Linked DNA regions of Homo sapiens: region 1 is linked to region 2. Evidence: chromatin contacts called from ENCODE Hi-C or POLR2A ChIA-PET data. All regions are on one chromosome and are shown on one strand. Each heading gives the region's core, a stretch centred on a gene start or an enhancer-like site at or near the end of the contact. The rest is flanking DNA. Distances are from core to core; before and after follow the strand shown.

The links. Hi-C counts contacts between places; a loop is a spot of excess contacts on that map. ChIA-PET counts read pairs that join two places held with the same protein, here RNA polymerase II (POLR2A). Pooled maps may share reads with other maps.
Region 1: a map of CD4-positive, alpha-beta memory T cell shows a loop between it and region 2 (10-fold over the local background). The contact joins the promoter of CLCN6 here to the enhancer-like site in region 2. A Hi-C loop is called at or near these places in 1 of 168 maps with a recorded cell type or tissue (CD4-positive, alpha-beta memory T cell) and 5 of 50 pooled maps. POLR2A ChIA-PET finds 5 or more read pairs at or near these places in 3 of 52 experiments (RWPE1, activated CD4-positive, alpha-beta T cell and activated T-cell).

Annotation. Positions count from the first base shown.
Region 1 is chr1:11,804,435-11,808,215 of GRCh38, forward strand. CLCN6 (chloride voltage-gated channel 6) reads left to right here and starts at 1,757. Exons shown (of 23, transcript NM_001286.5): 1 at 1,757-1,915; 2 at 2,697-2,756. The coding sequence starts at 1,829. It overlaps MTHFR (methylenetetrahydrofolate reductase), which reads right to left and starts at 1,530. Exons shown (of 12, transcript NM_005957.5): 1 at 1,454-1,530. RefSeq lists enhancers at 1-105, 1,402-2,387, 1,585-1,694, 1,705-1,784, 2,235-2,304 and silencers at 1,215-1,264, 1,285-1,334, 2,005-2,054.
Region 2 is chr1:10,508,839-10,512,634 of GRCh38, forward strand. The region is part of intron 2 of PEX14 (peroxisomal biogenesis factor 14); the gene reads left to right. Among named protein-coding and RNA genes, the nearest start is that of PEX14, 36 kb to the left of the region's middle. RefSeq lists an enhancer at 1-518. Within about 2 kb of position 2,138, at least 19 of the 41 ENCODE cell types and tissues checked have a DNase peak (open chromatin) inside an H3K27ac peak, as active enhancers do.

The DNA of each region.
Region 1 (3,781 bases), core at 507-3,006, 1.3 Mb after region 2:
CAAAACTCCATCTCAAAAAAAAAAACAAAAACAAAAAACAGAAACAAGTAATCAGAGCCACCAGGGCACAGACAGGCCAACAGAGGGCATAGGGTCATCTGGCAGTCTGGTTAAGAAAATAAGACAAACACTTAAAAACAAACAAAACACTTGCACAGCAATGGGCAAACACACAGTAGTGAATGGGTGTGTGGTGACATGGCACAACAGAGGAAAGCCCAGGTGAGGTTCATTTCTTTCAGACTGTCCACCACTAACCCTGTGTACCTAACCATTTGGGGTCTTAGACTCTTTTGACAATCTGATTAAATGCACTGCTCCCTTCCCCTGAAATACACACACAGGTGCACAGACTACACGGGGATACATCCAAAGACAAGGAGTTGATTCCAGACTAAGAACCCTGGGCCAAAGCTTTCTCCCTCTAGGGCTGCTCTCTTTCATTCTGACCTCAAACTCCAGATTCTCAGTGGGGATGGCTGTGGGGAGTGAGGAACGGGGGCGGGGGGGAGGAGTAACAGCAAGAGCAGCCAGTTGGCTTTCCTCCAGCGTTTAAGGGCGCACCTCGTTAATTGCTTGCTGGAACAGAACCTAGAGTAGGAGGAAGCTGAACCACCTGTAAACCCTCTGATTTTCAAAGACTTATTGCATTCCTAGTATATGCCACGCATGTGCCATATTTGTAAGCCAACTCCCACGATTTATCCGTTATCAGCTGGACTCCCATAGCACCCTGGGTTGTAACTGTGGGTGAAAAGGCCTGTCTCCTTTCTCTTTCCCCAGTTCCCTGAGACAGGACCGGTGTCCTGCCTGGGGTATCCCCAGAGTTTGGCACACGGTGATAGCCAACATTCACTGAGCGCCAAAGGGCCAGGTGCTGCCACTCTCTCAAAATAAGCCTCTGCCACTTACTGAACAACTAGTCTGCGCCAAGCACTGGGATACTAAGCCTACGACTCCCAGAAAGGTCCCGGCGGACCCCCGTGCGCAGCGGGACGCAGTGGGCGCCAGGGACCGCAGTGCCCCGGGCCCAGCGCTCTTCTCCAGGTGATCGCCGGGGAGGCAGGTTTAAAAGGCAGGAGCCGGAAGCCGTCTCGGCGCCCAGGTGGCCGAGAATCCAGTCACCAGGTCACTGAGTCACCGATGGGGGCGAGGACACGGGCCTGGGCCGGTCAGAGGGGCGGGATCGTCACCCCTGGCTCAGGGGCCCCTCCGTCCAGGCAGGGAGCCAAAGTCAGTCTTCGCTTGAGGGTTGGCGGTCGCTGGAAGTGGTAGCCATTGGGAGTTACACTAATCCCGCGAAGGGTGCGCAAGGGAGGCGGCAGCCCCCCCCAAGAAGAGAGGCAGGCCGGCCTCCAGCGCTCCCCGCCCACAAGCACGTCCTTGCCCCCGGGAGGTTGTTTGCCGGCTCCAGGATCTCCCTCCCGGCGACCCCGGCCTCGCCGTCACTCACCCTCCAGTCCCGGGTGACTCAGAACGCTCGGCCGCCGGCCGCACCACTGTGGCCGCTGCAGGGGCGGGGAACGCAGTGAAGGGGCGCGGCGCAGGTGTCAGGTTGCTGGAGAGGCGGGCCTACAGGGCGGAAACCACCGGCGCGGGTGACCGGAAGCCCCGCCCCCAACATGGCCGTGCCCACAGGTCTCGTTGGAGGCCGTGCCTTTATCGTCATGTGACGCGAGTCCTCGCCCCACCCGTCTGCAGCCACTCCTGGTCTCAGTCCCAGAGCTCGAGAGGGCCACGTGACCGTCCCGGGGCCAGTCACGTGAGGCGCAGATCCTGGCTGGGAGGGGGTTGGTAGAGGGGTCCAGAGTGGCAGTAAAGGAGGAAGATGGCGGGGTGCAGGGGGTCTCTGTGCTGCTGCTGCAGGTGGTGCTGCTGCTGCGGTGAGCGTGAGACCCGCACCCCCGAGGAGCTGGTAAGAAGCCGGCGGAGTCGGCCTGGGGAGGGGGCGGTTGCTAAGGGACTGAGAGAGGCGTTGCCGGGGGTGGGGCCGGGCCAATCTGGGCCCGCAGGTGGCAGCGGGTGGGGCCTGGGGACCGCAGCCAGGGCTCTCGAAGCGTCTACCCTGCTTCACGTGCCTAAGTCTGGGGTCTTTTCTCATAACCCCTCCTGGAATCTGAGGGAGAATCCAGGCCAGCTCCAGTAAATCCCACCCATGTTTCCTTTTATTTCCATCTGAAAAGAGTTTGGAATGAAACAAGCGTTTTCAGAATGAGCTTCCTCACAGGACTTTGTGCTTATCATGCTGCTGTTTTAGCTTCTCCAGTCCTTTCTCACTCTATCCCTCACCCTTTCTGGGTCACTGACAGTCCAGCTTCCCCCTGCAAAGCATCCTGGGAAAACTTGAGTTGTGTTCCCAGAGTTGACAAGTCCTTTCTGATTTCAGATACGTCACACTGTCAAATGGAACCTGCATTTTTACCCCCCTTTTCAGCTGGCGTTGGACATCTTTGAGGTGTCCTGAAGAGGAGGGTGGTTATTTGGAGACTATCAGTGGAAATGAAGAGCTCAGCTGATGGCTGTAGATCCTCACCCACATGGTCCCTCACCCCTGAAAGGTTTTTTTTGAGGGCTGGTTCCTATTTGATAATGGCTCCAGATGATTTAGAAGCTAGCCACTGATTTCAGTAAATACTTCTGCCTCCTTCCACTCCTAACCACTAAAAAAGGCTCCCTCTGCGGATCTGTTTTTCTAGACCATCCTTGGAGAAACACAGGAGGAGGAGGATGAGATTCTTCCAAGGAAAGACTATGAGGTGAGCTCCTTTGATACTGCTTGGGCAACTAAAGTAGTGAGTGGCCTGGTCACTTCAGGCCGAAGCATTATGATTCCAACCAGAGATGCTCTTTGACCTTCTGTCCCAGGGAGTGAGTGGGTAAGAGAACTTCCTTCTAGGAAAGAGACTGTTTAGCAAGCCCTTTTCTCACCTTAACCCCAAAACAAGGTCTGGTGTTTTTACACGTTTATAAATCTGTGGCACCTTAACCTGGATAGAGTATGTATTTGCCATTAAACTGTTTGCTTTTACAGCTTACAGAGAGACTTAGAGTGAAAGGCACTGGCAGGCAGTATGTGCCCCTAACAGGTGTGTGCTTATAAACTGTTAAGGAGGCCTTGCTTCTCTTCTAGGAGAGCTTGCTTTTCAGATATTTTCTTGCTCAAGCAGCTTCTCTCTGACATGTTCTTGATTAAGTTCCACCTTTCATGTATGGGATTCTTAGAGTATGTGTTTTTAGTAAAGCCAACACTGCTGGGGTGAAACAACATGCGTGACTTTTTATCATTAAATTCTTAAACGTAATAAAGAAGGTAGAGAAAAGCCTATAACTCCATTCATTAAAAGATGACTGTTAACACCTTACTAAGTATCTTTCTACATCCTTACCCATGCTTTTATATACATGATACATGCTTTTTTTAAGTAACAAAAATGAGATTCCACTAAATCATCTATTTTAACCTGTCCCACTCACCCCCTTTATTATACTTTTTGTATCATTAGGTAATTTTCCACAACCTTTTCTTTTTTTTGACAGAGTCTCACTCTTCCATAAATTCTTCATGCTGTAGAATTTAGTGTCAGCGTTAGGATTTGTAGCACTTTTTTGTTTAACTTTTATTATGAAGGATTTCAACTATATGCAAAAACAGAATAATCTGTTGAAACCCCTTGTCCTCATCACACAGCTTCCACAGTGATTTAGCTCAAGCCCAGTCTTCTTTTGTCTGTGCTTTCGTTATCCACTTCTCCTTTCTCATATTATTATTTTTTATTGTATG
Region 2 (3,796 bases), core at 888-3,387:
TTTCAGGCTTTCATCTGAAGATCCCAGGGTACTGGGGAAGGGTGGGAGTTTCCATCCAGCTCCACTGCAGAGAGTGGCATTCCTGAAAGACAAAGGCATGCCTCCTTTTTTTTTTTGAGACGGAGTCTCGCTCTGTCGCCCAGGCTAGAGTGCAGTGGTGCGATCTCGGCTCACTGCAAACACCGCCTCCTAGGTTCACGCCATTCTCCTGCCTCAGCCTCCCGAGTAGCTGGGACTACAGGCGCCCGCCGCCACGTCCGGCTAATTTTTTTGTAATTTTTTTTTGTTGTTAGTAGAGATGGGGTTTCACCATGTCAGCCAGGATGGTCTCAATCTCCTGACCTCATGATCCGCCTGCCTCGGCCTCCCAAAGTGTTGGGATTACAGGCGTGAGCCACCGCGCCCGGCAAAGGCATGCCTCTTAACCTCACCTCTCCAGCTCTCTGTTGTCTGAAAAATGGCAGTTAATAGAATTTGTTAATAAACAGAAGAAATAACGAGAAATAGTGGCACATCATTTGACAGTAAGGTGGTTTATAATTTCTGTTTATCAAATGATTCTCATTATTATTATTTCTATTGGATTTTTGAAGAATTCAGCCTGGTCCCCAGAGCCCCATTTGTAAGGCATTTTATTTCTTTATAATATCTAGAAATAACTTCAGTTCCAGTGAAATCCAGATCTGTGGTCCCATCCCACTCCCCAGCCCTGGTTCTCTCCCCTTCCTCTCTGCTTGTCTTCTGTGACCTCAGCGGGCTCCATCAGGTGGGGGTATCCCCTACTGACCAGACTGGCAGAGCTAATGCCGGCTGGAGGAACGCTGCCGTGTTTGTTTTTGCAGTTCCTGGATTTGGTTTAATGTACAATTGATTTTTTAAATGTATTTAATCATTTTTTTCTTACCTCTTAAGGATTAACCTGCACAAACCTCATTTTATCCTAAGTGTGGCTTTGGGAGGAAGGGAGGAGAAAATTGAGTTTCTCCAGCTTATTTTATTCTTTTACGCTTTATTTTCCAAATGGCTTTTCCTGCCGAAGCAGCTTTGTATAATACAATGTATTTTCGTGGCCATTACTTACTCATTACTAACTGGTCTCTCCTGCTTCCCTTTGTCTGTGAACTAAATACAGGGGGCCTCAAGATAATTGGTAGCTCCATCACTGACCCACCAATTATAGATCAGCAGGGAAGGCAGCCCAGGGATGGTTTGTGGTTGGCACAGGCTGCCCACCTAGAAATGTGAGTTATTCTCTACCTGCCACCAAGTTGGGCTTGACTAGATCGATCCTTTCCTAATTTTGGACTTTGGCATCTCTAATTGCATCACACGGCTCCCTGGTTTACAGGTTTCAGCCTCATTTCATCCCTACACGTGCTGCTGGTGTCTTTCTTAGTTCATGCCTCCTTGGCATGTCTACAAAGTATTAATTTGCAGAGGTTTTGTTTGTATTTTCCTTTGAGGTTCCCTGGTGCCTAGAATGGTTAGATGGCAGGCTGCAGATAAATAATTCTGTTGAAACAGCAGGTTTCTGTGCATTTTTGTCTGGTGTGTCCAAGTAAAGGCAAGTCTTTGTGGGCACCATATTAAGCCCCCTTTTTGAGCATTTATCTGATTTGTGTTCCAGCTTATCTACTTTGCTCTGGCATGGAGAAGGAAAAGTCCCATTTCCTGCTAGGCTGCCAGGCACTTATGTAAGACTTTTAGGTGCCAAAGTAGGAAAGGAGTCCCTGTGTTGTATGGCCGTATATATTTTGCATGTGTGTTTCCTGGCTGTTTGGCACCTAGGCACTTTGCTAAGCCCTGTATGGGTTGGGCATATACCGTATTGCTCAGCTCCTGGCAGAAAATAGGCACTCATACATATTTGTGGAATGAGTGAGTGTGTGTGCTCACTTATGTGCGATGGAGATGATGAGCCAAGGAGTTGGATTGCACAGTTGCTGCCTGGCGTCCTGCTAGGAACTTAGGGTGCAACATTCCCACTGGGCCACACATATGCCGATGTTCAGTGGATGACTGCTACGCAAGCAACATAAAGAGGCCATTTTATGAAAGGGAACATCAGAGGAAACATTATAACTGAGACCTTTATAGCCTTTCCATTATTATGGTTTAAATCTTGACAGTCTTTATTTGCAATGACACTGGGACCAGTAAAGACAATGCTCACTCCCACCTCCTCGTTCTCCACATCCTGTTCCGTAGCTGTGGTGCACCGATAGGCATCGTTAAATGTGCAGGCAGCAGAGCTGCTGGTTTGTCTAGAAACAGCCCCTTTTGACTCAGAAGTTGGAACCCAGATGACTCACCATTCTATTTGTTTTATTGCAACTGTCATTTCATAAAATGCCCTGACAGCTTTAAACTGTAAATGCCAAAGTGAGGTTTTTGTCTTTTTTATTTTGTTATCTCCTGTTTTTTCTAATCTTTTATATTTCTATTTTCTCCTTTCTTTTCAGACTTATTTTCTCTTTCATTACTGTCTCTTTCTCTGTCCCTCCCTTCCTTCCTGCCTCCCCCCTTTGATGACTCTAATGGCATGAGTAGTTGAAGTGGTTTTTGCTAACATCATGGTGCGTTCTTTCCAGCTTTAATGCTATCTGATTGAGCGTGTCTCCCCTCAGATTTTTGTGTAGGGTTTAGAAATGGAAATGACCATGCACATCAGAGTTTAAATTTTCCTAGGAAAGTCTGCCATGAACTGTAGGACCTATAACTTCTAGAGATGGAGGGACCCCTGACATCTGTGGACTATGGACTCCTGACTTCTGTGGACTCTAGAATTTATGACTTCTGTGGATTGTGGGGCCTCTGACTTCCATAGACCGTGGGACTGTGACTTCTGTGGACCCAGGGACCTCTGAATTCCATGGACTGTGAGACCTCTGACTTCTGTGGCCTGTGAGATCTCTGACCTCTGTGGCCCGTGGGACCTCTGACTTCTGTGGTCTCTGGGACCTGTGACCTCTTTGACTTCCAAGTCTTCTGTGGACTGCAGGACCTCATCAACACGTGTATTGCCAGAAGAGAGGCTTGATTGTGTTAACCTGTTTCTCTCCAGAGGTGTCACATACTAGAATTTCTGCTCAGTCTTATGGCTTAGGTGGGGTGTTGAGTCTAAATATATATATTTTTTGAGACGGAGTCTTGCTCTGTCACCCAGGCTGGAGTGCAGTGGCATAATCTTGGCTCACTGCACGCTCCGCCTCCCGGGTTTACGCCATTCTCCTGCCTCAGCTTCCCGAATAACTGGGACTACAGGCGCCTGCCCCCACGCTCGGCTAATTTTGGTATTTTTAGTAGAGACAGGGTTTCACCATGTTAGCCAGGATGGTCTCGACCTCCTGACCTCGTGATCTGCCCTCCTCGGCCTCCCAAAGTGCTGAGATTACAGACGTGAGCCACCGTGCCTGGCCCAAGTCTAAATTTTTAAGGACTAGAGCTCTCAGACCAGGACTTTCTGGATCTTTTTTTCTGATACCCAACACTGTGGCACTTGACTAAGTCACCTGATTGATGACATGAGCATTGCTGGGTGTTGAAACACCTGGCCAGGGAAACAGAGACTTCTGTGGATTCATCCAAAGGATGGCAGACAGATTGTGGAATTTTAATGAAGGTGGGGTGGATCCCTGATGTTCGCCTGCTTTGAAGCATAGCAGAATCCCAGCATTAACTTCAGGGGTGTTGGTTGGAAACCTGCACTGGCGTCGGTGGTTATATTCCACATTTGTCAAATCCTTAAATCCAACTGAACTAATTTTAGAAGTAGCTAGTTATAATGAAAAAGAAC